Regions from separate parts of the Mus musculus genome. Here region 2 is linked to region 1. Evidence: chromatin loops called from intact Hi-C (ENCODE). Cell type or tissue: left cerebral cortex. All regions are shown on one strand. Links, peaks and the distances in the headings refer to the core of each region. The heading gives the core; the rest is flanking DNA. Region 1 overlaps Cfap54 (cilia and flagella associated protein 54). Region 2 overlaps Cdk17 (cyclin-dependent kinase 17).

Region 1 (2,813 bases), core at 56-2,555:
CAGGTTCCTGCCAGCAAGCACTTCTTGGCATCAGCAATAGTGTCTGGGTTTGGTGTTTGCATATGGGATGGATCCCCAGGTGGGGCAGTCTCTGGATGGACTTTCCTTCAGTCTCTGTGGGAGGAGACAGGGGAGATGTACAGAGGATCAGGAAATTGAACAGTTGTGTAGCTGTGGGGGATGGGGAACTGGGGGTAGCCACCAGAAAGTCTCAGATGCCAGGAAAGCAAGAGGCTCCCAGGACCCAACGGGGATGATGACATTAGCTGAAATACCCAACAAAGGGGAGAGAGAACCTGTAGAGACTATATTCAGAGATTAGGCACAGCCCCCCAGTTGAGGTATGGGGCCACCCACCCTTCTCAAAAACATTAACCCAAAGAGTGGAGTTTATATAAGTTTATATCACACGTGTGTGTGTGTGTGTGTGTGTGTGTGTGTGTGTGTGTATGTGTGTGTGTGTGTGTGTGTGTCTGTCCTCCTGAAGGCAGTGAGTCTCTGATCCCATACTTTGGCCCCATGTCTTCATAAAGAAAGGTTCTGAGAGAAATTGGGGGGAGGGGATCAGAATATTTTATTTCCAATTTAAAAAAAAAAAAACGAACAAACCTGTCAAGTGAGAATTCTTTTGATCTCATTCACTCAGATTCTAAAACTTAACCTCATTGGCAAGTACCCTGTTTTCATTTAAATGGGAGGAGAACGTCCCCACGTCTTCATGCCTTTCCGTCAAGTTCTTCTAAGCAGTCCCTTTATCCTGGATCCTCTCTCATTTTCTTTCTGGATGTCACCGAGATGGTCAGACATGCCATGGGAGTTGCCTATGTGTACTGCTCCCAAGTCTTTCCTTCTACTATCATATACACAAGGCAGCCTCTGTTCTTACTACCCTACTGAAAAACCCCATCTCCTTTCTGCTCAGAGAATCTCACTCAGTGCTTCCCCCCACACTCTTCCGTAGGGTCTGTAGTACCTGCTACTGATGACTCCTCTTTACACTGAAAGCTCTCCTTGGCAGCCTTTTCTCCTTCTGCCTTCCCGTGTTAGATGATGCTTCTTAGCTCATAGCTGATCCTGCTGTCTGCTGTGAATATAGCTACTGGGATTATGTGAATCACTAGCTGGACACGTTCCTTGTTCCTAACATCGAGCTTCCGATGCAGCTAATTCACTCTTGGCCAGTTTCTTACAGTCCTTACTCCTTTATCTAAAAAGAAAAAAAAAAGATTTATTTTTGTTTTATGTGTATGGGTGTTTTGCCTGAATGCATGTATGTGCACCATATATGTGCCTGGTGTCTTGTGCCCTGGTGTCTACGGAGGCCAGAAGAAGCCATCGGATTCCCTGGAACTTGAATTGCAGACAGTTGTAAGCTGCCACGCGGGTGCTGGCAACCAAACCTGGGTTCTCTGCAGGAACAGCAAATGTTCTTAACTTCTGACCATCTCTGTAGCATGCCATGGTTGTTCTTCTGAGTGACCTCAGGGAAAGTCCTCCCTCAGACCTACCCTTTGATAACCCTTCTTATTTGTCTCCACAGCACTGTATTTATTTATTATATATAAGTACACTGTAGCTGTCTTCAGACATACCAGAAGAGGGCATCAGATCTCATTACATATGGTTGTGAGCCACCATGTGGTTGCTGGGATTTGAACTCAGGACCTTTGGAAGAGCAGTCAGTGCACTTAACCGCTGAGCCACCTCTCCAGCCCTCACTTAGGTTTCTTATGTGTCCCACCAGCCTACAACCTCAGTGACAGTGAGGCTGGGGACAGCACCCTTTTCTGTCTCCTCTTCCTAGCATCTGACAGTGTCTGACATCGAATATCTAATGCATGTCTCCTCAAATGAGCGGCATCCAAACATTCCTCTCTCCTTTTCTAGTTTCAAATGTTCGTTCAAATGGAAAGCTTGATTTCCCCCAAACGAGTCTCCTGGAGCATGTAGTAGAGAAGCGGAATGCTCTTTCCGTGGGTGCTTCTGTGAGGTTTGCCAAGCTGGCTTTTACTTACGAAGAATGGGGATTATTTGAATCCCTAGCTGGACAGCTTATTCACTTTCTCCAGGTAACACATGCAAAGCTCTTTGCTAGTGTCTCCGTTTTGTTAAAACAACGTTAACTGGCTATTTAACCGGTGGGATATGCTTTTCGCAGAAGCAGGACAACCCCCAGTCAAAGAAAGCAGAGAAGGATTTAATTCTTCTGCTTGCAGTCGAACCATTGATCAATGTGAAGAGAAACAGAGGTTTGATCTTTCCTTTGGAAACCGATAAGGAGACACAGTCCATTGAAAATTATCTAAAACACATAGCTTGTCATGGTGAGTAGCTGGAGTCTTAAAAAAAATGGCCTTATGTGAGAAAACATAGTCTTTTCTGGTGAGGTGACACAAGACATGTCCAATGCAGAAGGGCTAGTGAGTGCATCTGATGACTGACTGGCAAGGCTGACCAACTGACTGGGGCAGTAGGGGGAGTGGTGGAGTCTAGAACATGGCAGGTCAGAAATAGCTGGGTGTCAGGTGATGTGGTCTCTAGACCTTGTGAGAACAACCATGCGTTTCTGGAAATGCTTTCGACATAAGAGAGAGGTCCCGCGTAAGCATTACAGTTCAGTGTGAGGTCAGCAGGGCAAAGGGCAAAAGGCAAAGGAGGATGGGACAAAGGCGGAATGAACTAAGAGCAAGTTTGGCTCTGCCCCTTCTCACTAGCAGGCGGCACTTTCCATTCTAGGACTTCAAGGGTGTCAGCATCAGTGTATGCACACTCGAACGTCTAGTCTGCTTTTAGATCAGTGAGAAGTATTTCAT
Region 2 (2,813 bases), core at 34-2,533, 190 kb before region 1:
CTGGCAATTTCCTTGAACCTATTAGGCGATTTCCCTGGAATAAAATTCAGCAGTCTTTGTCTATTTTAATGATGTAAGTGATGTGAATAACTTCAGAATAAGAGGCCTTGATACTCTGGGATAATGCCACCTGCTGTAAGCAACTGTCTGCCCTGTCAACCGTGTGTGGGCTCCACTGTGTTCAGAGACTGACAGACCGGTTCCCTATGGGCTCCACTGTGTTCAGAGACTGACAGACCGGTTCCCAACCTTTTTGCTTTGCCACTGGTGGAGAGTTAGCTCCCCATAGCCTCTAGACTGTAGTCACTGAGTTTACATCTGAAGAAACATAACCTTATTTTTACCATATATTTTGTTTCAAGTAATAAGGGTACTTATGCTAAGATTGCTGTTATGTAAGGCTTTATGTATCTTGTGAAAAAAAATTGAAGAAGAAAAATGTCATACACAGTAGTAATTCAACACTTCATTAAAATAATGTAATGCTGACATTATTTTAATTACAAATCATTACCCTAGCATTCCAGCTTGATACAGTCATGCCCAACGAATTATTTTTCCACACATTTTAGTAATTAGCAAGATGTAGGGTAGCTCTGATTCCTCTTCCTTGGTTTTTTGAGTCACTATACCACGGTGACCTTGCTTTTTTGTGAATTTTACTGACTATAATATTGACATTTTCAAAGGAATCAAGAGTAAGTAAAGAAGGTAGGGCTGTAGTTCAGAGACAGTGCTTGCCTATCTTACTCAAGTCTCTCACTGTGATCCCAGCACCATCAAGGAGGAGTACGGGTGGGGGAGGCTCAACTAACAGCAGAAATAATCAAAAGTAAACAACATTCATTACTTGAAGCCATATATATATTTGCTATGCAACAACAACAACAACACAACAACAAGCCAAGAATCAGAAAATGATGACTGTGTTGTGAGATTTGCTTTCTGGAGGCTAAAAGCATGAAATACTAGATTCAAAGTACTTTCAGATAAAAATTTCCCATGGTCTTTGACACACCCTTTGCATGATTCCACGCAAGCTGCACAAAAAGCAGCTTGGCAAAGCGAGGGAGTGGGTGCAGGGGCAAGTGTAAGGGAATGACATAATGATGCTCAGGAAGTAGAGACGGGATCTATACAAGCATACAAAATTAACCTGTAGCATCTGCTTCAATCTCAGGTAGCCAACAGCAAATCCCTTTCAAACAAACAACAACATACTAAATAAACAAATGTCCATGAATAGCCAGGGCAAATCCAGCATTCAGTAAGAATGAGTTTTTAACTTGTTACTAACATAGCTTATTAGAATAATTCAAATTCTAAGTATATAACTCAAAATCAAAGCTACTCTAAAAACGTTCTTTCAATATAGAAGTTTACTTCCTAAAAGCGAAGTACACATTACTGCGTTTTATTTTCAGGTCGCATAAAATCAGATCAGCTAAAAGGTTAACCAGCGGCTAGTGAAGTCACCGAGCAGATAATAAAAGCAGTCAGCTGTGGTCAGCATATGGGGGCGCCTTTCAGAGGCAGCTTCCAGCTTTCGGGATCTGGCATAAACGCGTCAAACTTAAGAAGCCAAGTGCTTCTATTTACATGGGCTACTGACATTTACCGTATCTGTAAGCCAACACTGAGAAAATGGAAAGGTGTTTATTTACAGATTAAAAACAAGGCACGGTCAGGTGCAGCGACTCTGTCCTATAATCATGGAATTCAAGAGACTGGGGCAGGATGATCATGATGTTGGGGACAATGTAGGTGCACAGTGAGACCCTGACTCAAAAACAGAAACGATGCGAACCTCAAGTGCTCACCAGTCATAAGCTGTCTGCAATAATATCTTAATAAAAAGTTATTTTCCAAGGCAAAAAAAAAATCTTATACTCCTATCACTTATTTTAAATTTCATGTTAATAAAGGGCAACTGGATATCATTTTCTTTGATATGCATGGTATATAGAGGACAGCACATCAAATTATCAAATTTTTTTTTTTTTTTTTTTTTTGCTTGTTTGTTTGTTTGGTTTTTGGTTTTTCGAGACAGGGTTTCTCTGTATAGTCTTGGCTGTCCTGGAACTCACTTTGTAGACCAGGCTGGCCTCGAACTCAGAAATCCGCCTGTCTCTGCCTCCCAAGTGCTGGGATTAAAGGCGTGCGCCACCACGCCCGGCTCAAATTATCAAATTTGTAATCGCTCACATACATATGACAAGAATGAATCTCATAGAGACCAAGAGAAGAAGGAGGACCCTGCACATGGCCCCACCCCAACTGGTCCATCTATGACACGGCTCCTGCACCTAAGGCTCAGGGGACAACTCCAAAGAGGGACAGAAAGAGTGAAAAAGCGGGAGGAACAGGAAATCTGCTGAGAGGACACCTCCCTGAAATGTCAGGGAAGCCACACCCATGAAATATCAACAAAGCTGCCTAACTCAGGCCTGAAGGGCAATAATTCATTTTTAAGAAAACCAAATGTTAAAGACTAAATAATCAGTCTATTGGTCCCAAATTTCCTAGGAAAAATGGTGTTTCTTTAAAAAAGAAAGAAAGGAAGGAAGGAAAGGACCCCTAGTAATCTTTCTCTTTAGATTACTGTTGTTTCTGTGTGAGCTCAATGTGTTTTATGCTTATTCTTCATTTTATCACAAGAAATATTGTAATGACTTATAGTCTAGGAAAATAAACTTTACTGCAGTATCAAGTATCCCAGGTATAACTGACACTTGTCCCCTAAACATGTCAGCAGTGAAGACTACACATGCCCTGCCCTAAATACCCCCAAATACACCAAGGAACCAGCGACT

The links. Peaks named below come from ENCODE experiments on the same cell type or tissue, not always from the same donor. Only the 100,000 strongest peaks of a DNase experiment are listed, where the experiment ranks them.
Region 2: it touches region 1 in a loop (2.3-fold over the local background); 1 of 42 quality-filtered maps calls a loop at or near these places.

Annotation. Positions count from the first base shown.
Region 1 is chr10:93,038,324-93,041,136 of GRCm38, reverse strand. It overlaps Cfap54 (cilia and flagella associated protein 54), which reads left to right. Exons shown (of 68, transcript NM_001347060.2): 10 at 1,888-2,069; 11 at 2,159-2,324. Among named protein-coding and RNA genes, the nearest start is that of Gm40739, 35 kb to the left of the region's middle. In left cerebral cortex, for the core only: no CTCF peak of the experiment used is centred there; a DNase peak (open chromatin) is centred at 1,059; H3K27ac peaks cover 17 bases.
Region 2 is chr10:93,229,069-93,231,881 of GRCm38, reverse strand. The region is part of intron 10 of Cdk17 (cyclin-dependent kinase 17); the gene reads right to left. Among named protein-coding and RNA genes, the nearest start is that of Gm32551, 54 kb to the left of the region's middle. In left cerebral cortex, for the core only: no CTCF peak of the experiment used is centred there; DNase peaks (open chromatin) are centred at 201 and 1,032; H3K27ac peaks cover 567 bases.